Regions from separate parts of the Homo sapiens genome. Here region 2 is linked to region 1. Evidence: chromatin loops called from intact Hi-C (ENCODE). Cell type or tissue: ascending aorta. All regions are shown on one strand. Each heading gives the region's core, and the rest is flanking DNA. Links, peaks and the distances in the headings are about the cores only.

Region 1 (16,483 bases), core at 4,866-12,865:
GAAATAAGTGGAGGTGTGGACACAGGCCCACAGCACGTGAAGGTTAGAAGTCTGCAGGAGATTCTTTTTTTTGTGTGACAAGGTCTCGCTCTGTGACCCAGGCTGAAATCCAGTGGTGTGATCTCGGTTCACTGCACCTTGGTCTTAAACCATCCTCCCACCTCAGCCTCCAGGGTAGCTGGGACCACAGGCATGCACCACCACACCAGCTAATTTTTTGTATTTTTAGTAGAGATGTGGTCTCACCATGTTGCCCAGGCTTGTCTCGAATTCCTGAGCTCAAGCAATCCACCCTCCTCAGCCTCCAAAAGTGCTGGGATTACAGGCATGAGCCACCATGCCTGACTTCTACAGGAGAGTCTAGCAGCGTGGACTGGAGTCGAAGGCCAGGACAGTGGTGGCAGGCACCAGGGCAGAGGGCTGGTGGGCATGGAAGACCTGGAACACTGGGTCTGCAGAGCTCCCCCTGAAATCATCCCTTGGCTCCCATTCGCTCATAATCTGAGCAAGAGAGACCCTAGAAAGGGCCGGGGGGCACTCGGGTTGTCTCTGTATACAATCCTAAGGACTCACATAGATGTTCCTGGAAATAGACAGCAGTCACTGCTAATTAGCTAGCTAGTGGGTGCTCAGAGTATGGAGACTGGTGTATGAGAGGCAATGTGATGGCAAAGTCAAGTTGCCAGCCTCTGAAGCCTGGCCTGTTCTTATCTGTCATATGGTGAGAACTTTGAGGGCAAAGATTCTTCTATTTTCACCACCATGCAAAGTGTCCATGATAGTAGGAAGCAGTAACTCAAGAAATACTTACTAGTTTCTATTTGACTGTTTTGACCTTGGGCTTTATTTTTATTTATTTATTTTTCCATCCAAGGAAGCATCAAAATAAAGGTTGGTGTGTAAATCAGATTGATGTGGGTAAATCAGTAGTTAATAAAATTAAGATTTTTTTCTTCTTGATTCACTTGCAAGCATGACTTGGATAATTTGCAATTATATCTCAGGAAGAATTAAACAATTATATGATGCAAATGAGCTTAAAATGATGCCCTTTGGGATCAAATGCACACAACTGCTTTATCGCTGGAGATTTGCACAGGATTTGTATTTCAGCTGTCTAATGCTAGTAACAAACCACCCTAAAATTTAACAGCTTAAAACAACAACCATTTTATTATCTTTCCCAGTTCTACAAGTTGATTGAGCTCATTTGGAAGAAGCTTCTGCTACACATGATTTTGGCTGTGGCTGCAGTAATTTTGGGGCTTGATTGGGTTAAAATGTCCCAAAGGGCTCATTCACAGAGCTGGCCATTGCTGTGTATAGTGCTGGCCATTGCCTGGGACCTCAGCTGGGGCTTAGTTCTCTTTCATATGGCCTTCTCCATGTGTAGGTTGGGGTTTTTCACAATATAGCATCTTGAGTCTAAGAATAGGCACCCGAAAGGAAGGAAGCAGAAATTGTCAGTTCTCAGAAGGCTGAACTCACTTAAGGCTGCCTTTGAAGGCAGTCCACTTAAGGCTGGACCAATTCTGTTGGTCAAAGAAGTCATAGAGCCAGCCCAGATTCAAGAGGAGATGAAATAAAACTCCACTCACTGTGAGAGTGGCACACATGTGCACAGGGGCCCCATCTTTAGATACTACCTACCACAATATGCAAAATATACTCATCTCCTCTCCTCATATTAGCATCATGGTATTGGCTCAAACAAAGTACAGGATCATATTACTAGCTTCAAGCATGGATAGGAATCCTTGAGTGCAGCTTCTCTGGTGTGGTTTCTTGAGAGAAAATTCCTCTAAACTAGAAAGACAAGTTATCTGCCCTGTATACAACCTCTCACATAAAATGTGAAAAAGGGACAAGATAAATGCAATAAATGCTCCCATTCAAAAAGTGGGAAAACAACAGGCCAATAGCTTTAACTAGTTCATAGCAATTCTGAAATCCAGCCAGGCATGTGTTGTCATTTTTTGAATCAGGATCTCTTTCATGGTTCTCTGTGGTTCTTGACTCAGCTCTCTAGTGACCTGTTCTTTTCTATAAGAAATTATCTATGCTTGCAGCTGAGTAGGAGACAGTCTCAATCTCCTTTCTCTTTATAAGAGGTTAAGGACCCAGAGACCTCTTTTCATTTTGAACCATCTCTGTATCTTTTAGACCAAGTTAATATAATTCCTTTAAAAACCTTATAGGTTTCCTGTGCATCAAATTATAATTCCAATCCCTTAGATAAATGCGACACTCAGAATTCTCCTTGAGACAGGAGCATCTAAACCTTGGACTGAGATTAAAAATGCTATAGAACAAATCCCTTAAGATTCTTGGAAGCCCTTCTGTCTTGGAAATGAAGAAGGTTATTGAGGCACTGTCTCAAATCTTTCTAAGGTCTTACGCCTGCACTTTTGATTTGAACATTTTCTCTGACACTATATTTTACTTGCAGCAACCTGGGTTTAATACTTGCCTTAAGGACATTTCTTCCTTTGAGAATCTTTTGTTGAGTCCTGAGTTCTCAACGTGTTTTCTAAATTCTGCTCTCAATCTGAGCAGTCCTTTTTTTTGGTTCATCTCTCTTTCCATTGGCTTCATAGTTTGACAGTGTTGTTAAATGTTCTACCAATATATTGTATGAGTTGCCTTTTCTTCAGCCTCCAATAACAATTTCCTCACTCTCCTTCCAGTCTCCTTTAGTGGTTTTTTGAGACCTTTCTGGCTCCCGCCTGCCCCACCCAGTCTTAAAGCCAATGTTGTATGTTTTTGGTTTCTGTTACAGTATCTCACTTCTAGATATCACGTTCTGTTTCAGCTATCAATTACTGTGGAATAAGCCAATTTAAAATACAGTAGCTTAAAACAACAGCCATCTTACTATTCCTAATTCTATGGGTGAAATGGACTTGGGGTCAGTTTTTCTGCTCCATGCGATGTCAGCTGACTCTGCAGTCTTCTGAGGGCTCGACTGGGAAGAAAGACCCAGGAGAGCTCACTCACATGTCTGGCAGTTGGTACTGCATGTTGGCTGGGAGCTGAGCTAGGGCTGTTTACCAAAGACCTTTGTTTTCCCCCATATGGGCCTTGCAATGTAGTTATTTAGGCTTCCTCAAAATTTGATGCCTCAGTTCCAAGAATGAATGTTCCAAGAAGGAGGTAGAAAGGGTCAGCTTAACTCCTGAGTTCAAAATTCACTTCTGACATATTTTATCCATCAGAGCAAGGGGCTAGCCCAGATTCAAAGGAAAAGAAGTACACTCCACCTCTCATTAGAGGAATGGATGTACATACAGGCAGGGAGAGTTGATAGCATGGTGGTCATCTTTGGAGACGACCACAGCTGGAGGATGGTGACTGCCTCTGTTAACAAGGAGTCACATGGAACTGGGTGCTACTTTTTCTTGTGTAGAGAAGACAAATAGCTCATTTCTAGAACTTTTCAATTATTTTCATATTTTCCCTTTGATTCATCCTACTCACTGAAGGCATGTTAATATCTACCATTTGCACAATTGAAATTTACTCTGTATATACTGAGAATTCACTATAAAAATGCATTTGATATTTCCTTCAGTTGGGCAAGATTCTTGGTAAAAAGTTAAAAAAATAAGAATTGAGGCCCGAAACAAAGTCTGAATTTAGTATTGATGTGCAGTATAAACTGTTGCCAAAGCATTTTTCTTTTTTTTTTGAGATGGAGTCTCACTCTGTCACCCAGGATGGAGTGTAGTGGCACGATCTCAGCTGGCTCACTGCAAGCTCTTCCTCCCGGATTCAAGCAATTCTCCTGTCTCAGCCTCCCCAGTTGCTAGGACTAAAGGCGCACACCACCATGCCTGGCCAATTTTTGTATTTTTAGTAGAGATGGGGTTTCACCATGTTGGTCAGTCTGGTCTCGAACTCCTAACCTCAGGTGATCCACCTGCCTCAGCCTCCCAAGGTGCTGGGATTACAGGCATGAGCCACCGCGCTCGGCAGGTACTAGAATTTTATTGTTGCATTGTTATGTAATAGGAAAGGAGGAGAAGGAAGGGGAGGAGAAGCGGACTACTTAAACGATCTAAAAGTCCACCCATGAGAGAATGGATGACTACTCTGTAGTAAAACAAGCAAATAAATCATTATATAACAATAAAAATGAATTAGAGCTGCAGGTATCAACATACAAAATCTTACCAACAATGTAAGAATCTTACCAACACGTAAAGAATTAGAATTGCTAATTCTAATACTGTAGGATTAACCCTGGACATAAGATCAAAATATAAAAACATACATACATAACAATGCGACAATAAAATTCTAGTACCTGCCGGGCGCGGTGGCTCATGCCTGTAATCCCAGCACTTTGGAAGGCCGAGGTGGGCAGATCACCTGAAGTCGGGAGTTCGAGACCAGTCTGACCAACATGGAGAAACCCCGTCTCTACTAAAAATACAAAATTAGCCGGGCGTGGTGGCGCATGCCTGTAATCCCAGCTACTAGGTAGGCTGAGGCAGGAGAATCGCTTGAACCTGGGAGGCGGAGGTTGCAGTGAGCTGAGATCGCACCATTGCACTCCAGCCTGGGCAACAAGAACAAAACTCTATCTCAAAAAAGAAAAAAAAAAAACAAAAATGAACTGGGTGTGGTGGCAGGCACCTGTAATCCCAGCTCCTCGGGAGGCTGAGGCAAGGGAATCGCTTGAACCTGGCAGGCGGAGGTTGTAGTGAGCCGAGATCGCACCACTGCACTCCAGCCTGGGTGACAGAGTGAGATTCCATCTCAAAATAAATAAATAAATAAATAAAATAAAATACATTAAAATTCTAGTACCTGTCTCCTTGTGAAAATGTGTGAGATTTTTCTTTTCCAGGATCTAGCAGGAGTGGAACTACTGTGTTGTGGAGACTCAGATATCTCTTATGCACAATTCATAGCCTCTTGGCCTGACCTACTTTTCCAGTTATTATAGTGGCAACCGGCTCTGTGAGAGCTCCAAGTGACTTTCCCTTGGTGTTCCCTGATCTGCCCCACCCCCTTCTGTGATGCCTGTCTCTTGCTTTGGCCTGGGATGAGGCATGAAACACTACAGACCATGCTCAGTGTTCATGCATGCACAGCCATGAAGCATGGCGGAGGCAACGCCACACGGGGCAAACATTTGACCCTGGGACATAGGAGCCAGTGGATAAATTCTTCCGCTTTGCACCCCTGGACTAACTGTCCTGTAGTGCCATTTGCATGGCTTCTTGAAGGGTGATCTCACTAGATCCAGCCACGGGAGCACTCTCTGCAGGTGGCCCCTGCCTCATTTCCCTTCCCTCTGTATTCCTGAGTCTCACTCTCATCACTACTGAGAGACCACCTATCTCTGGGGTGAGTCCAGCAGAGTCTGCCAGGGTTCTCTTCCTGCCATTGTGAATGTCCCCACATCCAAGTGGAGTAGAAGGAATGTGGTGGACTTGTGGGGAAACTGCTTATGATCAGTTGAGCTTTTGTGGCGGAAGTTACTCACACTGTAAATTCTACACCCAGGAATTTATGGAAATCTGGTCTTTAACTTTGAGTTTGGACAGACAAGTTTGGTGCTAGTGGAGATCCTAGTTTAGGGGTTGGTTTGGAGCAGTGTGAATCTACTAGGGATTTAGCTGAATATTCAGAATCAGGAGGTTAAAACAGATGTGAATCTGATGCCTATTGCTGGCTTGGATTAGTAGGCACCAGCCTCAGGGCACATGACTCAGCCAGCCCTGATTCTGCCTCCTCTAAAGCTAACATAATTTTCTGATAGAGTGTGTTGCATTATGGTCTATAATATTATTCATGCTACGAATACTTATTGAGAACCTACTGTATGCCAGATACTATTCTAAGTGCTTTAAAAACATTAATTTAATCCTCATGACGGCTCTGAAGTAATAAGTGTTATCTCATATGAGGAAATTGAGGCACAGAGGTTTAATAACTTACCTCAGGTCCCACAGTGGTCAAACTCTATTTGAACCCAGAAAGCCTACCCCTAGCCCCACACTATTAACCATTGGACTACACTGAGTCTTTTATTAGGTCTTCTTCTTCTTCTTCTTCTTCTCCTTCTTCCTCTTCTCCTCCTCCTCCTCCTCCTTCTTCTTCTTCTTGTTCTTCTTGTTCTTGTTCTTCTTCTTCTTTCTTCTTCTTTCTTCTTCTTCCTTCTTCTTCTTTCTTCTTTTCTTTCTTCTTCTTTCTTCTTCTTTTCTTCTTCTCTTCTTCTTCTTCTTCTTCTTTTCTTCTCCTTCTCCTCCTTCTTTCTTCTTCTTTCTCCTCCTCCTCCTCCTCCCCTTCTTCTTCCTTCTTCTTTGAGTCTTTTGTTAGTCCTTCTTCCTCCTCCTCCCCCTCCTTCTTCCCCTCCTCATCCTTCTTCTTCCTCTTGTTGAGACAGGATCTTGCTCCATCACCCAGACTGGAGTGCAGTGGTGCAGTCATGGCTCACTGCAGCCTATGTCTCCCAGGCTCAAGCGATTCTCCTTTCCAGCCTCCCAGGTAGCTGGGACTATAGGCATGCACTACCATACCTGGTTAATTTTTTCTATTCTTTGTAGAGGCAGGTTGTCACTATGTTGTCCAGGCTGGTCTCTGTCTCCTGGGCTCAAATGATCCTCCTACCTCGACTTCCCAAAGTGCTGGGATTACAGGTGCCAGCTACCATACCCAGCCAGTCCTTTCTTCCTTCCTCCCTTCTTTTATATTTTAATGTCCAAATTGAGGTATAACTAACATGGTAAAAAAAAAATACCCTTTTTAGGCACATCGTTCTGTGAATTTTGGAAAACACATATGCTCATGTAACCACCCCCAAAATCAAGTCATAGACATTCTCATCATCCCAAGGGGTCATTGTGCCTTTTCCTCTACCTAGTATCTGGCAACCAATGATCCATTCTCCTTCCCTGGAGGTTTGCTTTTTGGAGACTGTCACATGAATGGAATCCTATAGGACGTAGCGTTTTGAGTGGCCTTCTTTCACTTAGCATGAGATTCATTCATGTTGTTGCACATGTTAGCAATGTGTTTGTTTATGGCCGAGGAGCATTCCATTGCATGAATGTATAATAGTTTGTTTCTGCATTTACCAGTGGATGGATAGTTGTATTATTTCAAGTTTTTGATGATTATTAATAAAGCCACTGTAAATATTTATCTGCAGGTATCTGTGTGGACATATGTGTTTTCATGATCTTGGGTGAATACCTAGGAGTGAGATTGCTGGGTCATAAGTGAATGTTTAACTTTATAAGAGAAAGCTTTCCCAAAAACCCTGTGCCATTTTGCATTTCCATCAGCAATGCACAGGTTTTCCAGTTGCTATTATTATTTTTTTTTTTTGAGACAGAATTTTGCTCTGTCACCCAGGCTGGAGTGCAGTAGCACAATCTCGGCTCACTGCAACCTCTGCCTCCTGGGTTCAAGTGATTCTCCTGCCTCAGCCTTCTAAGTAGCTAGGATTATGGGCACCCACACCACGACTGGCTAAGTTTTGTATTTTTAGTAGTGATGGGGTTTCACCATGTTGGCCAGGCTGATCTCGAACTCCTGACCTCAAGTGATCCACCCGTCTTAGCCTCCCAAAGTGCTGGGATGACAGGCGTGAGCTACCATGCCCGGCCTTAAGTTACCCATTCTAATAGAGGTGTGGTGGTCTTTTTATGCATTTCGCTAATGACTAATGAGGTAGAGCATGCTTTCATGGGTTTATTTGCTATCTCTTTATCTTCTTTGGAATGTTTTCTTGTAAATAATATTTCATTTTCACTAACCATATGCTTATGAATACATATAACTTATTCCAACTCTACAAGTGAATGTTCATATACCATTCAAGTTTTTTATTTCCAATCATTATTGAAGATGAATAATAGTGTAGTTGTTAGGCACAGGAAGAAGGTTCAAGTTGCAGCTCAGCAACTTCCTAGCTGTGTACTCTAGACAAGTTGTTTGAAGCTCTGTGACTCTTTCCTCATCTGTAAAGTGAGGATGATAAGAGCATCTACTAGAAAGAGTTTTTGTGAGGACAAAGTGAAATGCCTCATGTGAGGTTTGTAAACAGTGCCTGACACATATGTAGTAAATGTTGCATAAGTGTTAGCTATCATCGTGATCTTTATTTTCATCTTCATCAACATCATCATCATTATCATCATCATCATCATCCGTGATTGAATTCAACAAAATGTATATGTATATTTTTACATATATAAATGTATATGTTCAACTAACATACATTTAGACAATTCACTCCTTTTAATCTAGTTACTGTAAAGAGACGTCACTTAACATAGGGGCCTCCAATTTCATGTTGCTGATTTCAAGGGCCCAGACGAACCTTTAAAACATTCTTTGGATTAAACAAGCATATAAGCTACTTGCTCCTCACAAACATCTTTAGGTGAATACACATCATTTTAATTAGGTAGAAATATGTCTTTGAGTTTTGTTGGGGACAGCTCAGTATTAAATTTCTGATAGGAAATTATGATGTTGTACGATTGTAATAGGATTTGAATTTGTGGACTAAATCTTTGCGCAAATAGATTTATACACAAACAATTTAATTTAATTCCATTAAATAATTAACTAATGATGTTGGTGACTATGGTGAACAGGACCTCTAAATGGGAGGATGTGGATATGTAATTACTCATTTTGTCCACTGAGAGGAGCCATTTCCATAGCAAAGATGGAACAAAGGTGAAAGGGAGATTGTGCTCACGACCCAATATTAACCTTAGTGTATAAAGTTACTTGTGCAGATGCCTGAAATCACTACGGTCCTACAATACTCAAATAAACCATGTTTTAAAAGTCAATACAATTAGCTGCAGTGATTTAAAACAAAAATCTGTTGAGTTTGGGTGGCAGTACATCTTCCCAGGGAGAGGTAAAGGGTAAAGATCATTTTTTTTCCTCTGTATCTCCTTCAGAAATACCCAGCACCAAATAAAAGTTAGTTGCAGGTAGCAATAGCAATAGAAATGTTTGCTGAGGGTTTGCTGTGTACTAAGTGTGTTGTAAACATTGGCTTATTTAATCCTCACACTGATTCTATAATGTTGGGAATAGTTGCCATCATTCCCATTTCACAGATTGGAAATGGAGGCACAGAGTGGTAAGTCAACCACCTGAGGTCACGGAGCTGGTAAGAAACAGGCAGTCTGGCTCTAAAACCCACGCTTCACTATGCTGTCTTTCAACTGTAAAGTCTGCAAGCCTTGGCTGAATGAGTGAATGAATGAATGATGGAGAAAGTGAGAGGATGAGACAGTGCAGACAGCTCGTCCAGGCCATGAAATCAGAAGTGTTTTCCCTTGAGACTCAGAGAGAAAAGTCAAAGTGGAAAAGTGGGCCCTCTGAACAGTTGCATGAACACAGCACAAATGTCAAAAGAGAACAGATAAGGAGGAACTTGTTTTGAATATATCTTAATATTGGAAATGATGTCAACAGTCCTTGGGGATAATGATCTTGGGGATAGTAAGAGAAGGTTTTGGCCTAGATGAAGTGAATATGGGGATGAGAAATGCAGTTTCCAGCTGGGCACTGTGGCTCACGCCTGTAATCCCAGTACTTTGGGAGGCTGAGGTGGGCGGATCACAGGGTCAAGGGATTGAGACCATCCTGGCCAACATGGCGAAACCCCATCTCTACTAAAAATACAAAAATTAGCTGGGTGTGGTGGCACACACCTGTAGTCCCAGCTACTCAGGAGGCTGAGACAGGAGAATCGCTTGAACCCGGGAGGCAGAGGTTGGGGTGAGCCGAGATCGCGCCATTGCACTCCAGCCTGGCGACGAGTGAGACTCGTCTCAAAAAAAAAAAAAAAAAAAAAGAAATGCAGTTTTCGTGAAAAATATGCTGTGTGGTACAAAACTGAACTGTGTTATGGTTTTATCTTTCCATATTTTATTAACATTTCAAAACTTGCCTCATCTTTCTTGACTGTCTTTAAAAGGTTTTTTGTTCCCCTTCTGCATTCCCCTCCCTCCTTTTTTAAAAAATTTTTTGCAGCTGTTTTCAAGCACTCTGGCTTTGTCATATTTTCTTGGCTTTGGTGACACGTGAACCCCAATTTGCCTGGTGATAAAAAAGGTCTCACAAAGAAATCCAAAAAGTTAAAAAAAAAGAAAGCTAGGACAATTTTTCCCACCTTAAAATGATTCTGCCACATTATATTCAACACAGAAAATATCAAAGATGAAAAAGTAAAGTGAATTATTTATAACTCAAAAGAGAGAGAAAATTTCTCTTTTTAGAGACTCTTCTGAGAAAGAATATCTAACATTCGGGGTGAGAGGTGCTTGTGGCCCTTGGAGAATCTTATGACCCATAGCTATGTTCACATTCAGATTTTTTTATTGGCTTAAAAAAAAGTATTTAGAAAAACTAACTTATGGAGACTGCTTGCTTTGCCAAGAGAAATGAGAGAACCCTATTTTATTACCCTTGTGAGTCATCTATTTTCTTGGTTCTGCAAAAAAAATTGTTATGAAACTCATCAAATATTACTTAGGAATAAAACCAGTGTTTGTGATTCATCTATAAAACAAATTAATTCACACAATTCAGTATAATCTTGACATCACGGTGCTGCAAAACAAGGCGTTGTCATTGAAAATCTGCCTGTTTTCAGGTATCAGTTGTTTATGCAGAAGCCTTTCTGGACCCTCTCTTGAGCTTTGTTTCAGCTCAGAATAAGAAACTCAGGCCGGGCACAGTGGCTCATACCTGTAATCCCAGTGTTTTGGGAGGCTGAGGTGGGCAGATCACTTGAGGTCAGGAGTTCAAGACCAGCCTGTCCAACATGGTGAAACCCTGTCTTTACTAAAAATACTAAAATTAGCCAGGCGTGATGGCACGCACCTGTGGTTCCAGGTACTCAGGAGGCTGAGGCAGGAGAATTGCTTGAACCCAGGAGGTGGAGGTTGCAGTGAGCTGAAGTCACACCACTGCACTCCAGCCTGGGTGACAGAGCAAGACTCTGTATCCAAAAAAAGAAAAAGAAAAAGAAAAAGAAAAAGTAAAAGACAGTCAGTCTGTCAGTCATTGGGTTGTGGTCAACTGCCTGAACTGCGTGGCCACCGAGCTGAAGGCTGGAAGGAAAGTGGCCTGTCTTGTGACTTATCTTTGATTTAGCAAGGTAGGGGCACCAGTGGCCAATGGGAACCCAGGAGAGTGGGGGCCAGAGCTCAGGAAGATCCCAGAGAAGAGGAGGCAGGTATCAGTTGCAGAGCGCCAAGAATCGTAACCAGAGAACCACATCCGTCAGCAAGTTCCAAAGGCATTGGGTGGGCCTGAGGAGGGTGAGAAAAGTCATCCAGAGCAGGCTCTGTGATCTGTGGAGCCACAGACACAAAACGGGCCACTGCTTGTAGGTTGTGTCCTTGCCACATGTTCTATGACTAGGTCAGGCGGGTTTAAGTATATGGTTGGCTGGAAACCACTAAGGCAAGAAAAAAAAAGAGGACATATCTATGTTATTAAAAAAAAAAGCATTTGACTACTTTAAAAAGAAAGTCTGCCTGGAAAATGGCATTGTCAGAAAAACTGAAGACACTCTCTTAAGAGATTAACCCTTGGTCTATGGAGTAGGAGGAAGGGGCTGGGCAGAGAAGAGGTTTTGGGTTGCAAAGTTTCCTCCATGTTTGCCTGCTCACCTGAGCTCTCATGGTCCCTAGAGATTTTCCCTTCACTTTCTTTCTCTGCCATCTCCACCCTTACTATGTTGAGAGGCAGCGGGTGGTGACTCAGAACCAGGGTATCCCAAGGCCCAAGCCTGGGTAGGGTAGCTGGGAGGGAAGGTTGGGGGAACCCATGTGTGTGGTAGGGACTATGCTTCTTTCATACTCTTACACTTTCAGTACATGTTGATTTCAACAGGCTAGGGTGGGCAAGTCTGGGAATCTATACATATATAAGTAATTCATGTATGTTTTGTCTATATAAGATACATATATAGATACATCATATATCTAGACTTATATAGATATACATCATATATCTGTAGCTCAAAGTATTAGTTTGTTTTCATGCTTCTAATAAAGACATACCTGAGACTAGGCAATTTACAAAAGAAAGAGGTTTAATGGACTTATTGTTTCACATGGCTGGGGAGGCCTCATGATCATGGTGGAAGGTGAAAGGCAAGGAGGAGCAAGTCACATCTTACGTGGATGGTGGCAGACAAAGAGAAGGAGCTTGTTTAAGGAAACTCCCGTTTTTAAAACCATCAGATCTCGTGAGACTTATTCACTATCAGAAGAACAACACAGGAAAGACGTGTCCCCATGATTCAATTACCTCCCACCAGGTCTCTCCCACAATACCTGTGAATTTAAGATGAGATTTGGGTGGGGACACAGACAAACCATATCACTTGATATACCATTTTTTGGTAGAAAATGTCCCCAAATATATTTCCTTTGGGAACCCACTACTTGGACATATTGGAGGAAGCCTGATATTGATCCATATTCTTTTCTGAGGACAAAGAGCCTAGCATTTTTTTGCATCTTTTTTTACTTCACCTGTGAAACAAGTTCACATTTTTCACATCTTAATGGAGCTTCCTTTTCCAAGAAAAGTGATTAACATGGATATCTTTAAAATCATAACAACTTGGGTTCCCCTCCTATCACACTGGGAACTTGAGGAAGATGTGTGATGTGTTTACAGCAGGGGTCCCCAGCCCCCAGTCCATGGACTGTTAGGAACTGGGCCAGGCAGTGGGAGGCACATGGTGGGCAAGCAAGTGAAGCTTCATCTGTATGTACAGTCACTCCCCATCACTCATATTACCACTTGAGCTTTACCTCCTGTCAGATCAGCAGTGGCATTAGATTCTTATGGGATCATGAACCCTATTGTGAACTGCACACGTGAGGGATCTAGGTTGCATGCTCCTTATAAGAATCTAATGCCTGATGATCTGTCACTGTCTCCCATCACCCCCAGATGGGACCATCTAGTTGCAGGAAAACAAGCTCAGGGCTCCCACTGGTTCTACATTATGGTGAGTTGTATAATTATTTCATTATATATTACAATATATAATAATAGACATAAAGTGCACAATACATGCAATGTGCTTGAATCATCCCCAAACCATCCCTCCACCCTTGTCCATGGAAAAATTGTCTTCCACAAAACCAGTTCCTGGTGCCAAAAAGGTTGGGGACCTCCAAGTTACAGGATACAACTGTTTTTATTATCATAGCAGACACTTACTACTGTTTTTCATCCTGCTTTATATATTTTTATTAATTTAATCCTCACGACAGTGCTATAGGGTGGATACTCCCCACTTTATAGATGAAGACACTGAGCTACTAAACGCCAGGCTGGCTCTGGGGTCAACTCTCTTAACCACTCTACCAGCCTGTCTCTCAAAATGAAAAGCAATTCATTTGTTTTATTCCCCTTTGTTTTTATACTAGAAAAATGAAATGCAATATCTCCTTCCAAACCTTCTGGAAAATTTGGATATTAAATCTTCTCAACTCAAGGAAAGGGAAACTAGTTTCACTTTGGGGAAGATTTTTGGGTCTAATGGGCTATCAACTCCAGTGTGAGAGTACTGGAAGAAAAATGAGTGTGAGGTGCAAATGCCTTTGGAAGTAAGAAAGGATCTTCAAGACAAAATGAGGTCAGTGAATGGGGGAAGCCAAGGAGGGAAACTGCAGAGGGGATGCATAGGACCTGGGACTTATCCAAAAGAAGTTGCTTGAGGAATAAGAGAGTTCTTATTCTGGGAAGATAATATGGTTTTGATCTGTGTCCCCACCAAATCTCATGTTGAATTGTAATCCCCATTGTTGAAGGTGGGGCCTGGTGGGAGCTGTTTGGGTCATGGGGGCAGATCCCTCATGGTTTGGTATTATCCATCCTCGAGATAGTGAGTAAGTTCTCTCAAATCTCGTTGTTTAAAAAAGTGTGACACCTCTTCCCTCCTGCTCTTGCTCCAGCTTTCACCATGTGAAGTGCCTGCTCCCATTTCACCTTCCGCCATGACTAAAACTCCCTGAGGCCTCCCCAGAAGCTGAGCAGATGCCGGCATCATGCCTGTATAGCCTACAGTACTATGAGCCAATTAAACCTCTTTTCTTTATAAATTACCCAGGTTTAGGTATTTCTTTCTAGCAATGTAAGAACAGCCTAACACAGAAGACTTGGGTGGGTGTTTGGATGTAGCCAAAGACAGGTATGAATGACAAAGTAGCTTGTCACTTCTGTGACTCTCAATGAGCCATGCCTCCTGGCATTCACACCCTTGTGCTGTCTCTTCCTCTTGATCTGATCCAGGTCTGTTAGAATGCTGGTAGAGGGGACCCAGTGCCAGGTGTGGACTTCAGCTTTAAGAAGGTTTGGCCATTTCTGATTGTGTATCTTGGAAGGATCGAACTTTGTGGAGAGAGAGAAGCCCATAGATTGCGTGGAGACTGAAGAACCCAGCCAACTGTGAGAATTGAGGCTACAGACTTCTGACTCCCATAAAGTGTCTCTGTCAGCCTTCAGCTACTTGAGCCGATCTAATTGAGGGACCAGATGTATGAGTGAAGAAGTCATCTTGGACATTCTAGCCTCGGCAGACATTGCATGGGACACAGACAAGCCACCCTCTGTGTGCTGTCTGAAATCCTGGTCGCAGAATCATGAGCAATGATAAAATGGTTGTTGGGAGAGACCAGCCACTAAGTTTTGGGTAGTTTGTTTCACAGCAATTGATAGCTAAACAAACAAACAAACAAACAAAATTCAGAAAAACCATGCATCATTTGCATGCCCAGGAGCTTCAGAGAAAGGGAGGCTTCATCTGCGCAGACCTAGCCCCTTCTCTTGATTCCAGCTCGGTGGATCTTAGTGAGATCTTCATTAGCATCCTTCATCTTACCTGTTGGTCACCTAGCTGTAGTGATGCCATAGACATTGCCTACATTCTCCCTGGTCACCCCATATAGACAACCCTCTCCTGCTCTTCTTGGGATATTCATAAGTGCAAACAAGTGGAGGGGGTGAAGACTTGTACGTCTGGTGGGAAAGTGTGGTAGTTCATTTTATGTTTTAACTTGGCTGGGCCACTGTACTTGGATATTTGGTCAAACATTATTCTGGATGTTTCTGTGAAGGTGTTTTTTGGATGACATTAATGCTTAAATTGGTGGATTTTGGGTAAAGCAGATTTCCCTTTATAATGTGGGTGGGTCTCATCTAGTCAATTGAAGACCTTAACAGAGCAAAGACTGACCACCCCCATTCCATCTTGTTGAGCAATAACGGATTCTGCCAGCAGACTGCCTTCAGACTCAAACTGCAACTTCCCTGCATCTCTAGCCTAGCGGCCACCACCATCAAATTTTTAACTCACCAAGCCTCCATAGTTGTGCAAGCCTATTTCTTAAAATGAATCTTTCTCTTTCTCTGTATGCATATCCTGTTGGTTCTGCCTCTCTGGAGAACGCTGACCAATAAGGATGGTGAGACTCCTTGCATATATTCTTTGTGTTGGTCAATAGAATATGCTCGAGACTGTCTAAGCTGGCACAGTAGTGAACGACTCTCTGTTACATGTATTAGAACAATTATTGGATTGAGAATTTGGAGCTCTGGGTCAGCCTCTGGCTCTGTTCCTCTCAATCTTAGGAAAACCAATCAACCTTCCTGGGCCTCAGTTTCATTAAGGCTATAGCTCTCAAAACTTTGTGTAATTTAAATATGGTTATTAGGATGAAATAACAATGGGGCCATTGTTACTGCAATAATGAGTGCTTAATCATGGCCCAGGTGGGGACCATATAATAAGCTTTTTAAAAATTTTTAATAAAGAGTTTTAAAAAGTGGGTATATTTTGCACTTTCTACTTTCTGCAGCTTAAGTTGTATGAGCTGAGTAGAAGTAGATTCTGGGGGTTACCATACTTAACCAATTACCCAAGGACATTAACTGGCACACCTGTTCACATTTACCCTTTTATGGCTTGAACTCAGAGCCAATAAAATTACAGTTTACCCAGTTCATTTTCATAATGCATCGATTGCTTTTAATAATACATTTTCTTCCAAGTGTCTGAGTGGACTGGGGATAATGGTCACTTCAGTGTCAGAGTCCACAACTTAAAGGAAAAGCCAATCCGATTCTCTTTTACTTAAGAGGCCTGACCCCTAGGAGATGGTGGCCTTTGTGCCTGGCCTGTTTGCTTTCTGGTTTTAGTGCAGGTTTGCTAGAGTGCTTACTGCTCTGTGTAAGCACGGTAGCCCCTCGGCCCTAGCAGAGCATTGAGGAGAAATGTGGTGGTTCTGTGCACTCCCAGAGCAGTGTCTCAGGTCATTAAGTGGTCACTGAGGAGGGCTGGCTTGGGTCACTTTTACGATATAAAGTAGCTGTGACCTGGAGCCTGTGAATACAGGAGTTTTCCAAAGTGACGTGGACACAGACTTTGCAGTTAACACTTCCTAAGTACTTTCTGACTCCCAGGAAG
Region 2 (16,483 bases), core at 4,128-12,127, 180 kb after region 1:
TTAATTCTGTTCTCAGTCAAGGGCTTTCACATGAATCTGTTCCTGGTTTTCCCTATTTATAGGTTATTTTATACTCACAACTCTCCCTCTTTAACAAACAAAAAATAGTATGAAAACAATGTCAGCAACAAGAACAAATAAATAAATAAAAACTCCCTGCATCCTGCCACTCTGCTCTGATTACCACCATCTCTTCTTTCCTTTTCAGACAAGTTTCTTGGAATGGTAATCAATGAGTCCTCATATCCTCCCTGAGATTCATATCCTATCTCAGCTTTGTTTAACTCTCACCACTTCATTAAAGTTCATCAAGGCCTTCAACAAACTGAATATTGCCAACGCCAGAGGGTACTTGCTAGTCCCCCTAACCCGTCACCCTTTCTCAATACTCTCAGCTCTTCTGCTTCTGTGATAGTCCTCTCTTTTTCCTCCCACCTCTGTAATAGTTTTTCACCTTCTTCATGAACTTCTCAGCAGCCCATCATCCCTTCAACATGAATGTTAATAAGATGATGATGACGATGATGATAACCCTCCCCAGCATGTACTGAGCTCTTATGCCAGGTTCTAGGACAGGTAGCTGGAATGCATCATAACATTTAATTCTCATAAAAATCCATTTTTGGAATGTGGAAACTGAGAAATGTCAAGTTATTTGCCCAAGTTTAGGCAGCTATTCCATGGCAGGGGATTTAGGCAGGGGATTTACCAAAGAGATTCATCTTTGGTCTGTTTCACAGTTCACTTTGCATCTTCTCTTTGAATTATTTTGGCTGTTTTCATGGTCTTCCCGAGTGACATCTATCAAGAGGTTTTTCCAATCTGGGCTTCCGACTCCTAAATCAGACTTTCTCCTGAAGTTGTCAATCTGGATATCCTCTACTGTATTAGTCAGGGTTTTCCGGAGAAACAGAACCTATAGGATAGATAGGTATATCGATAAAAATAAATTTATTATAGGAACTAGCTCATGTGCTGATGGCAGTTGAAAGTTCAACAGATGATCTGCTGTCTGCAGACTGGAGAACCAGGGAAACCAATGATGTAATTCAGTCTAAGTCCAAAGGCCAGCAAATTAGGAGGCTAGTGGTAAAAGTTCCAGTCTAAGTCCAAAAACCTGAGAACCAGGAGTGCTGATATCTGAGGGTAGGAGAAGATGAATGTTTCAGCTCAAGCAGAGAGAGAGAGAGAATTTGCTCTTCTTCTGCTTTTTTGTTCTATTAGGTACTCAAATAATTGGACAATGCCCACACACATTGGTGAGGGTGGATCTTCTTTGTGCAGTTTTCTGATTCAAATGCTAATCTCTTCTGAGACACAAGCACAGACACATCCAGAAATAAAGTTTTACCAGTGATCTGGGCATCCCATAGCCCAGTCAAGTTGACACACAAAATTAACCATACACTTAGAAACCTCATAGAACTCATAATATTCCCTCCTCTATGCCACCTGATCCTTCTGCTGTGTTCTGGGTCTTTGTGATTGAGATAGCTAGCTTCCACCCAGTCGTACAGGGGAAACACACAAAACATTTTCGACTCCTCCTCTCTCCTTTGCCCTTCACTTATCATAAAGCCTATTAATTTTATTTCCTGTTTCTAGAATCCAGCTTTTCTTCTCACCCCAACTAGTACTCTCAGGCTCAGGTTCTCATACCTTCTCTTTTGGTTATAGCAATGAATTCCTACAAAGTTTTCCTACTTTCATTTTATCTTTTTTTAAGTCAGTAAGCTTCACTTAAAGTGTCTTCCCTCCTCCATTCCTTCCCCCTAAAACACCCAAAACATAAACATGGCAATTTGGGTTATCTATTGCTGTGTAACAATCCACATGAAAACTTGGAAGTCTAAGATAATTTATGATTATATCTCCAATTCTGTGGGTTGTTAAGGGGCAATCCTCAGTTGGGGTATTTCATGCAGTTGCATTCAGATGGTGGCTTGGAATGGAGTCATCTAAAGGCCTGACTTGGCTGGATGTTCATGATAGCAATGCACAAGATAGTTTTGGCTGGGAGCTCAGCTGGGGTGACTGACCAGAGCACCTACATGTGGCATCTCCATGGGGTTTAGACTCTGACCGCATGGCAGTTTGCTTCTAAGAGGAGATGTCATGGTCCAGGAGCTAGTATTCTGAGAGAACTAGGCAGAAGCTGCAGGACTACTTAAGACTTCTTCTTAGAATGTCACTTCTGTTGTCTTCCCTAAGCCAAGCAGTTGCTTAGGCCAGCCTAAACTCAAGAAGAGAAAAATTAAAGCCTACCTTTTAATGCAGTGAGCAGTACACATGCACAGAGAGGAAAGCCAGTGAGGTGATATCTTGGAGACTATCTACCTCAATGACCATATCATTTTCATGTGTCTAACTCCTGAATTGCTCACCAATCACTGGGACATGAAGTCCAAGCTCCCTGTAGTACAATGCATAGACTTTCTAGAGTTTGCAACACTGACTTCTCCAACATCTTTTCCTTCCACTCCCAGCCCTCCACATTTATTGCTTATACATCTCTCTATCCTGCCTCTGCCATAGACCTTAATGGTTATTCCCTCTCGCCACCCACCTTAATATCCTTACTAAACCTTCTTTTCTTAGTCAACTTCTACTTCATCCTTTAAGGCCACTTAGACACCACATCCTCCAGGAAGCTCTCCTGGAATCCCAGCTTGGGTAGGGTGAGCCACTTTTGTGGGCTTCTGTTGCACCCTTAGTGCACTTATCATAATACTTGTTATAATATAATATTTGTGTTGATATTATACATTCATGTTTCTCTTTCCCTTCACACCCCTAGATGATTAGCCCCTTGAAGGCAGGAGCCATATCCCATCCATCTTTGTACCTTTGGTGCACTTTGGTGTGGTAGCTTTGCAATGTGTCAACTTGCCTAGACAGAACTACATTTCCCAGAATTTCCTCCCCTGCATGTTTCTGGTTAGAGTGAGCCACAAAAGAGCCTCCTATGGGACATGTGAAGGTTGGAGGTGAAGCAGCAGCCTTTTTTGTAGCTCACACATATGCTGCTTGTTGCTGGTGTGGGACAGCAGGCCCCTGCTGTCCTGCTTTGGCCTCTTGGCTCCTGGGCCAGCTCTGTGATAAAGGGCACAAGCTTTTCCTGCAGGACACCCACACCATCAAAGTCAGAGGCAGCAAGAATTGGCATGAGTCTCAGTCCATCCTCATGGGTTCCAGCTTGTGCCCGTGGGCTCCATCTTGTCCTTGCTTCCCCACTGCCTGCCTTGTGGACAATGTCCTTACAGAGATTGCTTAGCAAGAACCCACAACTTTGTAAGGTACAAATCCCTGTAACAAAGATACACACACACACACACATAGGTATATATGTATATGTGTGTATAAGTGTGTGTCTGTGTGTTTGACATGCATACATAAAACATGTATTACCTCCTAGTGCGTCTGCTTCTGATTGAACTATGACTGACATAGATGAGAGGGTTTATCAGGAAAAATTTGAGACATGTCAAAAACAATGACAAATCACCTGCTTTTTAAAATAATCATTGCTGTAATAATATTACAACTAATCATATCTCCATGCCGTCTCTTCACCATCCCACAGGACAGTGTCAGAGAGGCTGGGTTCGAGGCTGGCTCTATCACTTTCTAGCTATGTTTGTTGGGCAAACTCCAAACCTCAGTTTCCTCATCTGTAAAATGTAAGAAACAATTGTGTCTACCTCATGGGTTCATGGAGGATTAAGAGATAATACACTTGGAGGATTAAGAGATAATACACTTGAATTTCTTAGTATGTGCCTAACATGTAATTAATGTTTAAACCAAGTTAGCTAATATTAACTGTATAAAATACATAACTACTTGTAGATAGCACATTTGTCCCCATAATAATTTATATTCCATCCATGTACATTTACACTCATAATTCAGAAACTGCATTTGTGTTATTGAAGTGCAGAGATTACAGTGCACTTCAGAGGTCATGAGTATAAGTATTTTTACACTGTTCCGAATCATTTATGGGTTAAAAAGTTTATAATAAAATATCTCAAAAATTAATAAAAGTATAAGATTAAAATTATGTAGTCTGCTTGCTTGTGTTGATGGCATTAAACCCAGAATGAGATAACCCCTTCATTCCTTTGGCTCTTTCAGAAATCATCCTTCAGCCTTAGAGTTTTAAACTCTTCCTTCTTTAAAAACTGAATCAGACTGGGCGCAGTGGCTCATCCCTGTAATCCCAGCACTTTGAGAGGCCAAGATGGGTGGATCACTTGCGGTCAGAAGTTCAAGATCAGCCTGGCCAATATGGTGAAACCCTGTCTGTACTAAAAAATATAAAACAATTAGCCGGGGATGGTAGCGCACGCCTGTAATCCCAGCTACTCTGGAGGCTGGGGCAGAAGGGTAGCTTGAACCCAGGAGGCGGAGGCTGCAGTGAGCTGAGATCATGCTACCGCACTCCAGCCTGGGTGACAGAGGGAGACTCCATCTCAAACAAACAAACAACAACAACAACAACAACAACAAAACCAAACCTGAATCTATCTATACATTTAAAACGGCTTTGTAAATTCCAAATCATTTGTCCTTTTCACTTTATCTTTTTAGAGTAATTTCAGAAGGTAGACATAGCCATGGCATTTAGAACCAGTTTTAATATTGATCTGTCTAGAAGCCTTCCAAGATCCCACTAAAATCTTTACAAAATGAGGAAATGAAGACAGTTTTTAGAAGTCCCATTGGTTCTTAGGGACAGGGCTTGCAGGAATGTGCAAGACAGAGGGTGAGAGAATGACTTGGGATGATGTGACTTTTCTATTCATTTTGCCTTTTGGAACATTCAATTTTTCTGAGCTCTCTTTGTTTATGAATTGAAAATGCTTTTGTTTATTAAGTTAATTAAATTATTTTAAGAACATAAACAATGCGAGATAAGGGACTCAAACATTGTGAGCCTCTCTGTCTCTCTCTGTGCTAACAAACGGTCGGTGTCATAATAAAACAAGTATATTTCTAAATAAGGCAAAAACGCCCGGGTCCTGTCTGATGAAGCAAGAAGCCAGACAGAGCTTCCTACTGTTTCTCCTGCCCCTGACGCACACTGGGACCCTCAGAAACTCAGCGTTATATGACAGAGACAAAAGGTTAGTTCCCAGACAACAATGGACAATGCCTTGATATTTGTTTATCACCCCTCAGCGACTGGGGAAGGCTCTAGATTGTGAGAACTCAAAGCAGGGCTTTCCCATATCTGCCTTAGACTGTAACAATCTGGATATATACATATTCTTACCCCACTACCCTATACACATCTTGAGAGCAAACCACAGTCTGTATTCCCACTTGTCATGTAGGAGGCATTACAAATCAATTATATTCTACAGAATAGAGAAACAATTTGCGTTTTTTAGCAAATTAAACTTTAGTTCAAATATAATGTTATACACTTCAAATATTGAGATTAAGCAAACTAAAGCCTCACCCACTCCTTTTTCAGCACCCTTAAATGAGTTCCTAGGAGGCTCCAGAACCTTGTCTTAAAGATAAACGATGAGATGAAAATGCTTGCATTTCTAAATGCTGTTTCCTGAGGAACTCAATGTAATATTTTTAAGGTTCAAGAAGATGGAGTGTATATCTTGAGTCATAGACAGAACACGTTCATTGTCAGTGCTGGGCTCAGCATGTGACTGACGGGTGCTGATCCTGGCTCTTACAGTCCCCAGATTCTGAGAGCCACCTGGCACAAGGGGCATCCTCCTATGCTGCAGATGGCCAAGGGCAAAGGTCAGAGGGCCTGATGCGCTCTTGACTCTTTCTTGCTTCTATCTTGCCTCTAACTCCTGCCTTCCTATGCATGGGCTTCCTTCCATTACCTGAATCACCACAGCGCCTATGAATTCCCAGTAAGCAATTTGTTTAAAATGTAGACCCACTCAACTTCCAGGAGCTCGTGGAAGATGGGTGGGTATACATTTTTAGGAATGAGAAGGGAACTAGTATTTCAGTTCCTATCCTGAAGCATGCATCATCCTCAAATTGAAAAGAAAGTGGATAAAATTAGAACATGTTCACTGCCTTTGAGGAACTCATGGTCTCATGGAAAGACAGCATGTCCTATCTTGTACTGTGGATTTGTCTTGAGAGCAGATGTGATGTCTCTTCCAGAACTGTTGGGGGCAAGAGTAGGGTTCTCCCAATGCCTAGGATCATTGATCATTGTGATCATGATGCACAAAACAGTCTAGCCTGTTCTTCTTAAGTTTCAAGTAAATTTCAAAGATCCAAGGAAACCCATGTGTCATGACCTCCAAAATAAAATTTGGAGACGAAGAATGATGGCTTTCTGCTCTTAGAGGAGGAACAGATGACAGGAAGCAATGTCACTGGAAGTGGGGTTTCCTCTTTTGTGAAATCCACATATTGCCATTTGTTTCCTGTTGTCCTCGGTGTTTTGTCAGTAGCTTGTGGAGGAGAATGAGCAGAGGTGTGCTTTATTGTGTCTGAGCCACAACGCTGACTTTATGATGATACAGCTGTGTTCTTGCTGTTCACCTTTCATTATTACTTCCATGGAGTTCACTGCTGGCTACTATACATCACAACACTGACAACTGATGTAACCTCTGACAAGTTTAGCTGTAGCCAGTGGGACCTGTGTTCTAGATGGTTTGATTTGTGCCTACAGCTTCTTGTTTGGATGATAGATTATACAAACACCCAGGTCATAGCCAATACGCAGTTATACAGCTCACTTTTTTCGTGTGATTTTGGTTGGGTGATTTTGTTAACGAGTATTTACAGTTTTTCACACCTAAACTCACAGTATGAAGCTACTCCATGTTTATTGCTTTGCATGGTACTGCAAAACTGCATTTATTGTGCTTTCATCAGAAACGCTTCTTTGAGACATAAACATTGCCTGTTTTTCACTCCGTTTTTAAAAAACAAATTAAGCAGGCACTCATTTATGAAGGTACTTCAGGTAAAAGAGAGGAAAGGTTCCCAAAAGGGATGTGTGGGGGCCACTTGAGGGCTGTCTTTCATGTCAATCTCAGCCATTCCTCAGGAATTTCTATTTTCTTTTTGACACTGCCCAAGTGGCAATCCCACCCTGTCCCCTGTCCCTGACCTTGGACACGGGGAGCAGCACTGTCCCACGGAGGGGGAGACAGAAGAAGGGAAGATGGTGAGCCCAGCCACTCCTCAGCCCAATTGGGTTTCCTCAGCAACATCTTACCCCAGACTGTCCTCTCTCTTCGCTCCTCTGCTCCAGACAGGATGGTTTCCATGTGCTGCTTCTCTGCGATCTTTCTTTCCTCTTATGTCTTTCATTATGAAACCAAAGTGCTAGAGGGATTGGGGACTATGGGGGACCGACAAAATCCCATGTTCATGAAGAAGGAAGAGAATGCTCGTGGGAGGGGGGCTGAGGCCTGCAGACATGGGGATGGAAAGTTGCCGCCTTAGTCATCTGAGGCTGCTCTAACAGGATACCATACACTGGGTGGCTAATAAGCAACAGATGTTTGTTCCCACAGTTCTGGGGGCTGGGAAGCTCAAGAGCAAGGCACCAGCAGATTCAGCATCTGGTGAGGGTCTGTTTCCTGGTTTGTATAGAAGGTGCCTTTTCCCTGTGTCCTCATATGGTGGGAAGGGCAAGGCAGCTCTCTGGGGCCTTTTTTATAAGGGCACTGATCCCACTCATGAGGACTTTCATGCCCTGATCATTTCCCAAAGGCCCCACCTCCTAATAATACCATCACATTCAGACGGCAGCAGCCTCCTCTTCATTCTGAAAACCTCCCTCAATAACAATCTTTGTTTCAAAAGGATTTCAAGGCAGAGATTTTGATACCCACTGGGGCTTTTATCCTGTTTTTCAGAGGTTTGAGAGGGTTGACAACAGCTGTGGTTGGAATAAGAGGAGTTAATGGTAATGGAAAGGAAGTTGACACCTGAGGAGGACAGTTGGGGTCACAGGATAAAGTGCCTACAAGGTTTCTATCACTGGGAAAGCTGACTGGCTAACCCTGGCTGCTTGGAACGCCGTGTCTATGCCATTCCACCTTCCTCGCAACTTGGCAGGTCTTCATCCAGACTCCATCCCTGCATTACCTTTCCTGGTCTCCATTAAGATGCAGCCTTCCCGAGGACAAGGGAACTGCTGGGCGACTTAGACAGTGAGGCCCTTTGCTGCTCATCACAACCAGCGTCTCTGGAACCCCAGAAAGGCAGCCTGGGATCAGGCGGAGGCAGACATTACTTATGGATGAAGGGGTAGAGAGCGAGTCAAGGGGTAGAGAGAGGGTCTAGGTGTAAAACGGGCACCAAACCACCACACAGGACTACCCCAGTCAGGATAAAAGGTGAGGCTATTTAAGCATCAGAACGTGCTCCCTCGACCCCAGAGCCTGCCCAGAATGTTGGGGGCTGCCACCTGCTTGCCTGCGAGGCCTCCATGCTCTCGGGCGCTCATGTTCCCATCTGCTTGCTGCAGCACTAATGAAGAAACTCGACTGCCAGGCATGCTTGGAGGAATAACTCATGAAACAGATTGTAAAGCCGGGGCCCATGACTTGCTCTTTTGGGACTTGGCACTTACGTCTCTTTTTCCATTTGCACCGACTGAGCAGGAGGCCAGGCCTCCCCGCCCGGGCCTTGCGAGCGAGGCCCCTTTCCTCTGTCCGCCAGTTCTCCCACTCGGCCCCCACACCCCCAGGAGGAGATGCAGGGGAGCTCTGCTGACGCCGAGGCCGCGCCTGCTCCACATTCCAAGCGGGACACGGCCTGAGTCCCGTGGGCCCTGCCCGGAGGCCCCTGGGTGTGAATCTGTTTCTCCCCTCTCGCTGGCTGCCGCGCCGCCTTCAGGCTTTTTTTTTTCTCGCTCTCTCTCGCCGTTCCCCGGGCAGGCAGCGTCTGCTTTTCAGCGCGCGGACATTTCCGGCTGGCGGGGGACAGAAGGGACCGCGGCCAGCCAGTTCCCGTTCCCGTTCCCGCCTGGCTGCAGGCGCAGCTGCGATGACTTCATGACTCTGCAATGGCCGCGGGGCCGGGAAACAGGGCCGGGATTGTATTAACGGGATGGAAAGTAGCAAGTTTGAAAGAGACCCGTGGCAGACTCCACCTCCTGCCTTACTACCTTTTTTTCAAAAATTGCTCTTATCTCCAGCAAAAACTCCCTGAGTGCCTTTTCCCTCTCCTGGCAGCACTGGAAGGAGGGCCGCCTTGGAAAACGTGTCCTCCTCAGACCTGAGTCCCCCGGGCCCTCCTCAGCCAGGATCAATGTAGAGGGAATGCCAAATACTCAACCGCCTTTAGGTGGGGTTTTAGGTTTGAGGGGAAATAATGAAATTTTGCATTTGAATCTGAAAATGAGTCTGGCAGCCTGAGTGGTTGGGTGAAGAAATGGCCCTGTTTCTCCTATTAGCTTGTCCTCCCACCTCGGGGAGAGTCTGACCCGGTGAGGTGGCCACAAGACCCTAAGAGCCCTGCTCCACCGAGTTCCAGAACGCGGAGAACTGAGACCCAGGCACCACGTGACTTGATTGTCAAGCTGCCTGACATTTCAGTGTGGTGGCAATGGACCTGGTGTGCCTGGGTGGGAGGAACATGTGGACATGGATTGTCAGATATGACTATGTACGTGGTGGCATTGCTTGTGATGGTGAAAAATTGGATTGTTTATCAACAGGGAATCAAACAGGGAATAAGTAAAGTGTGTGTGTGCTGTATTTATATGATGGAATTGTATACAGCAGTTAAAATAAATAAAAGTGATCTAGTTGAACTAGCCTGGGATAAGGCTCAAAAAAAAAATGAGCAATTTGCAGAATGAAACTGCAGTATGAAACCATTTATGTAAGAAAAGAATGAGGGCGAGGGAGAGAGAAAGAAGAAAAGAAAAACAAGAAAAACCCTCATGAAGAAATACCGCTCTCTGTGCTGCACTATAGGCTACTATAGACCATATATAAAAGGACTGCAAGGCTAAATCCCCAAACCCCAAACTATCCAAGGGGAGGGTTCAGAGGGATAGAAATTGGAGAATGTGGTCAAAAGGCACTTTTGAGTAAATGTCCTAATATTTCAGAAGAGAATGAATTCACTTATTTCTTATGTAATTAAAAATTCATTACAAAATAGGGGAAAATGAAGTGTTAGTGGTTTACAAACTTCATCCATCCAGATTGAGCAGATGTGGAGCTTTGCCATTGACTTATTTGTGAGTAATTAGTGGTTTCGGTTTTTTTTTCTTTTGCTGAGATGCAGCAAATTGATATGATTAAAAGGGTGAGACAAGGTATGTGTGAGTGTGCGTGTTCATAAATCAACAGGTGACTGTGTTAAGTAACCCTCAAGAGAGTCCTTTTTCAAGTAGTTAGTCTGTCATACGTGGCCTTGCTGAGCCGCAGGGTCATCATCCCGTCAGGCCAAACACGGGGCTGCAGCATTTATTGCTCTAATTGTGCTGTTTAGAAACAGGTGACACACAAAGGCTAGGGAGCCCTGATCTGTTTTTGGAGACCTGCCGTCTCCCTTTGTACCTTCCACTTGGAAAATCTTGCAGGTAGACATCAATTAGCAATGCAAACACCATGTTGGAAATTCACTTTATTTGGGGGCTTGTTGGGGGGGGGTGGTCAGGTAAGTGAATAATTTAGCTAAGAATTCTGCAAACCCAAAGGTAGTGATTACTATAGACAGAGATTTTAAAATATGGATGAAGCTTGTGTGTGTGTGTGTGTGTGTGTAGAATTAACAATACAAAATTTTAAAATTATTTTAAAAACATTCTTTTATTAAAGGAGAATATTTAAAATTAGAAAATAAATTATAAACTTATTAGGAAATAGCTTGCTTATGTTTTAGAATCAGTATGAATATTACTAGTTGTTTTCAAAAATAATATTTTCCCTAACTATAATAGTTATATTCTCATTGTAGAAAACTCAGTAAAGAAAAGTGTAAACAACACAATTAAAAGCAAACAAAAATGAAGCAGTAGCTAACTCCTGATGGTTGAATTATGGATGTTTTCTTTTAGACTTTTCTATTATAAATATAACAAAATCTCCATCCTACTGGTGATATTACTTTGTAGCCTGTTTTTATCATACTGTTAATATGTGAGAGGCCCCCAATCCAGAAGTTTTCCTGTACCTCCTTCCAGCCAGTTTCCTACCCACCCCAGGCATTGGTGGCCACTGGTCTGATTTTTATCACTATCGTGTTGCCTTTTTCGGAATGTGATATGAATGGCATCATACAGTATGTAGCCTTTTGTGACAAGCTTCTTTCATTTATCATAATGCTTTTAGAGTCTTCTATGTTGTTTCAAATATCAGAAGTTCTGTCTTTTGTGCTGAATAGAACCCCATTGTATGGGCATATTACAATTTGTTTATCTATCATTTGCGGGGATTTGCTGAACATTTAGATCTAGTCTGTGGGTCAAAGTCTGTCACCTGTTTTGGAATACTCTTGGATATTATTTCTTCAAATAATGCTCTGCCCCATTTCAGCCTCTCCTCTCCTTCTGGGACTCAAGTTGCAGCTGTGCTAGGGAGCATTTGATTGGGTTCCTTATATCTCTTATGCTCTATTTTGTTCTTTTCCTTTTTTTCTCTTGGTGCATCAGTTGGATCTTTTCTGTAGATTTCAACTACACTGTATTTTTTCTTTCAGATCCTTGAATATTTCTGATGCTATTGCTATGAGGCTGGTGCAAATAGAATCTGAAATTTTACTTCCATCCCTTTTTTGCCTGGTTAATTCTTAGTCATCATCTAGATTTTGCTTCCCCAGGAATGCCTTCTCTGACCTCCAAGATGAAGCCGGATGACAGCCCCTCAAAGTACTAAGCCTCTTTCCTCTTGAACACTAACCAAAGTTGCAGAATTTGTCTGCCTTCCTCTCTAGACCATAAGCTTTACAGGGCAGAGATTGGTCTGCTTTTTGTTTATTGTTGTTTCCCCATCTGTAGCCTGGTTCCTGAAACATAGTAAGATCCTAATATTTTTGAAATGTTCCCCCTTCAGGTAGTTGGGGGTTGGCTTCCTGAGATTCTTTAGGTAACCTCATCATAGCTCGGGGTATCTCATCTATGCCTTTGCACCAAGCATCCCACGCTTGGTGATGGTCTTTACAGAAATGTCTACTGCATGTGGCCTTAGTTGACTTCAGAGATGGAAGATCAAACCAATGCAAGAAGGGCATGATCAGAGATATTTCTGCCATAGCATGGTTAGAATACCAAGCTGAAAACAGAACATAAGCTTGAACATAGCTGTAGTGGATAACCCTCAGACTCATGGGGAACTGTTGGCTCTTTTGGCTGAACTCTTGGTTATAAACTTCTAATTTTGCGGTTGACCTAGAAATTCTCATTTCTGGAAAATGACTGAGCCAATTCTCTGTTCTCCTAGTTTGCAAAGAGCTTCTGTTGTTTCCGACTAACATTAACTTGCCACACTGGCTTACTTTCACTCTTATTCTCTAGGGGAACAAGGTTTCTTTCTTTCCTTCTTTCTTTCTTTCTTTCTTTCTTTCTTTCTTTCTTTCTTTCTTTCTTTCTTTCTTCCTTTCTTTCTTTTCTTCCTTCCTTCCTTCCTTCCTTCCTTCCTTTCTTCCTTTCTTTCCTTTTCTTTTCCTTCCTTCTTTCTTTCGTTCTCTTTCTCCCTTCCTTCCTTTTTCCTTTTCCTTTCCTCTTTCTTTCTATATGTTCTTCCCTGAGGAAGACAAAAATTTGTAACTTCCTTTCCCTGAGGAAGACAAAAATATATAAGTCCATACAGTATAATTAGAATTTCAACCAAAGGAGCCTCATTAATAAACTTCAGAGGACATAAATTTTTCACTGGGTAAGTAGATGAGTTCAGTGTCCTATATAATATATCAAAATGCCCAGGAAATTTTTCTGGAACATATGTATATAGAAATCTATGAATCTATAGATAATAGCAGTAGTAAGAAGAAGATATAAATGAGAATATAGGTACTATCTCATTTAATCCTCATACGTATCAGAACATAAGGCATTGTTACTAATTTATAGAGATGTGAATTTAAGTACAAGGATTGTAAGTTGCAGGGGTCAACTAATGGTGAAACTGGGAAAGATGCTCAGTGCAAAACCCATGCATAAGACTAAGATGAGAGGAAAAACATGAAGGATATAGATAGTGCTTCTTTAATTTACATTCGCTCTTGTTTTTAGGGAAATTGTACTTTCAGCAAATTTAACTAGCTAATGCATAGTTCTGATCTAATGCATAGTCTCCACTACCTGAAACCTTCCAGTAGCTCTTTATTGTCTAACCAAAGCCAGGCAAGTTTGCCTGTCATGAGCTTTCCCAGAGACTTTTCATCATTTTCTACATGCCCTGGCACAATGAGAATTTCAAAAGGGGTTAGTTTATCAAACTTATTTTCCTACGGACTGTCTTTTATCCTGGAGCATCTTTCAGTTTCCCAGTGATCTTGGGAAATGCAACATAGAAAATAAAATTTAAATATCTAAGTCTGTTCTTCATTTCTTAGTTTATACCTTTCTGGCCATCTCAAAGTTTTGCAAGGGCCAGACCGGGAATGTAAATGAAAGAAGCCAGGAGAAATGAAATGATGGGTGATAATTACCTTCCATAGTAAGAGGAGGGGAGTGGTCTACTAGGAAGTATTTGCTTATTAAAAGGAGAAAACCACTGAATGTCATGTGAAATATAGCCTCAGAATTGCCAGGCAGTTTGATACTCTAAGTGAATTTGGGAACTTGAATTTTGATCTATACTATCATTATTTTTAAAGGATGGCAACTAGTTCAGATTTAAAACTCTCTGTGGGTGAACACTGTGTGAGCCAAGCATGACCCATCTACAAGCTGAATTTGGCTTAAAGACAGCCAGTTTGTGACTTTTCTACATGATGGTATCTCGACTACTTTTTCCTGTTTATCTCTAAAATGACAAAAAATTGTTGAATATAAACTTCTTATTTTAGGGAGGAGTATGCCAATTTTTTTCTATTCATTTTTCAGGATAAATGTCTCTCACACACACCTCTTTCTTTATATACATGTATGCAAATATAAACCAGTCACACCCATATTTGATTAGCTCATTTTCTAGGTTCACCTCATTTTGAAGGTTGTGAATGTTGTGACAAGCTGTGGACTTATCTTCTTTTCTGCATTCCCACATGCAGCAAGTACAGTGATCAGCACTATTTAGTCACAGGCTACTAGACCGGTGTGTAGTTGACTTGAGCTACTTTTTATAGAATCTATTTCTATGTGGTACAACTGGTGGTAGTTTCTGTGTATCCATGTGTTTGCTCCTAATACCTCTGAAAATATCTGCAGAGGAAGTAAATTATCTTGTAGATGAGCTCATTTTGAGCCACTAGGGTAATTGATGGAGGTTTGGAAAACTGGATAGAAGAAAAAATACTGATATTCCCCTTTAAAAGGTGCATGCTTTTATTTTTTTATTTTTATTTTTATTTTTTTTGAGACAGAGTCTCACTCTGTCGCCCAGGCTGGAGTGCAGTGGCGTGATCTCGGCTCACTGCAACCTCCACCTCCCGGGTTCAAGCAATTCTCCTGCCTCAACCTCCTGAGTAGCTGGGATTACAGGCACCTGCTACCATGCCCGATTAATTTTTGTATTTTTAATAGAGACGGGGTTTCACCATGTTGGCCCGGCTGGTCTTGAACTCCTGACCTCAGGTGATCCACCCGCCTTGGCCTCCCAAAGTGCTGGGATTATAGGCATGAGCCACTGTGCCTGGCCTCATGCTTTTAAAAGTAGAGAATAAGTAATTCTTTTAATCCCATTATAAGTAGAGCTCTAGTTTAAGATACTAATAAAGCGCTTGTTCTGTAGGTGTGGGAATTTCTATTGGCATCAATAGTTTTCAAAGCATGGGGGAATCTAATGTGGCTGTCACCACCATTAACTTCATGCTGAGTATATCTCACCCATTTCTTCTCCTACTCAGTGAGCTTTAATCACTCTTCACTCCTCTGTGAAACCTACTCTGACTGCTTCACCTTCCTTTCTTGTGGAAAGGTAATCACTCCCTTTTCTGCAGTGTATGTATCTGGTGCAATGAGAGCACCCTGTGAAAATGCTGTAGGAGAATAACATCTCTGCTTGTCTATTCCTCTCCTCCATATGCAACCATGAGAGCTACAGTGGCCATGTCATCTGTAAATCTCAGTTCTTCATACTGTTCTTCCTACCCAGGAGATGCTCAATGAACATGGAATGAATGGCTGTTTGAATAAAACATGGAAATTTTGAAAGTAACAGGTAGAATGACGACTAGAACTATCTATCCATGGAACGGACATCTTTGAGCCCTCCATCACTTGGGGGTGTTCAGGTGGAAGTTGGATGACAGCTATGGAAAATATATCTGTAGGAGTTAGAAGACTTGAATGACATCCTCTCCCAGGTCCTTTCTAGTTATGACATAATCAGGGATTTCGGCTTTGCCAGTTTGCTTTGGCACCTGGGTTGTGGAGTTAGGGGAGCTCCTTCCCCCACTTCCCCGGGACCCAGCCTTACCATGGTCACACACTGCCCAGACTTCTACTTGCCAGCACCTGCATTTTTTTGCCTGGGCATTTTTGTCTGGGCTCTGGGGCCTACTCTGACTGAAGAGGGCTGTTGAGGATAAATACCGCAACTCACCTGTCTATTAGGTGGGATCATGCTACCCTGGCCGCCATTGTTTCCCAGGGAGGTCAAGCAAGCTCCAGCTGTCCACAGCAGTAAGTGGCCTGATGACTACTGGCTGGTGTCTCTTCCTGTCTACCTTTCCCACTCCCCTCCTAGTGTTTCCGGGGCCACCCATCACCTCCCAAATAAATGACTTGCACTCAAATCCTTGCCACAGGGTCATCTTCAAGAAAAACCCTAAAAGTTAGTTAGATTCTCAGCAGATTCCTTCCATGGGCTAAGTCCTAGGACACCCACATTTATTCTCCAATGTGGAATTAAATTCAACAAATAGCTCCCAGACAGAAGACTTAGAAGTCACAGTGACAGGGGCCATCAGGGGAAATACAGCAGCGGGAATACAGATGCGCATTTCAGATACTAATTAACAGCTCCCACACCTCAAAGCCGAGGCAACGTCTAGCACTAAAGGAAACAGTGTGATTGAAACTTGCCACAGTACCTGACAGCAACGGCCAGCAACTCTGTAGATGCCACCTTTGCTAACAGCACTAATTACAGAACGCGGCATCACTTAAAAACAGTGCACAGCTGAATGATAACACACTTAAACAAACAAGCCAGGGTTCAGTCGTCTCCAGGGATAATTGTGTGGGAACTAGGTAAGGAGACAGGTGAGAGGTAAGTTAGAATCCTTGTAGATTGTCCTCTATGGAGCCAGTAAATATGCTGTGGAAGAAATGACTGATTTTACGGTTACAAAACACCCACATAACAGCAGGGGGTGGGGGTTTTATAGGATCCCTCATAATGAC

The links. A loop is a pair of places that touch in the nucleus more often than their neighbours do. Peaks named below come from ENCODE experiments on the same cell type or tissue, not always from the same donor. Only the 100,000 strongest peaks of a DNase experiment are listed, where the experiment ranks them.
Region 2: a loop joins it to region 1, with 4 times the contacts of the local background. A loop is called at or near these places in 3 of 110 quality-filtered maps.

What each region holds. Positions count from the first base shown.
Region 1 is chr9:87,317,001-87,333,483 of GRCh38, reverse strand. No RefSeq gene overlaps it. Among named protein-coding and RNA genes, the nearest start is that of DAPK1, 170 kb to the left of the region's middle. In ascending aorta, for the core only: a CTCF peak has its summit at 8,638; no DNase peak of the experiment used is centred there.
Region 2 is chr9:87,141,006-87,157,488 of GRCh38, reverse strand. LINC02872 (long intergenic non-protein coding RNA 2872) reads right to left here and starts at 8,845. Exons shown (of 2, transcript NR_161226.1): 1 at 8,591-8,845; 2 at 1-916. RefSeq lists enhancers at 8,226-8,733, 8,734-9,242. In ascending aorta, for the core only: a CTCF peak has its summit at 8,777; DNase peaks (open chromatin) are centred at 8,618, 8,918 and 9,488; H3K4me3 peaks cover 1,446 bases; H3K27ac peaks cover 3,020 bases.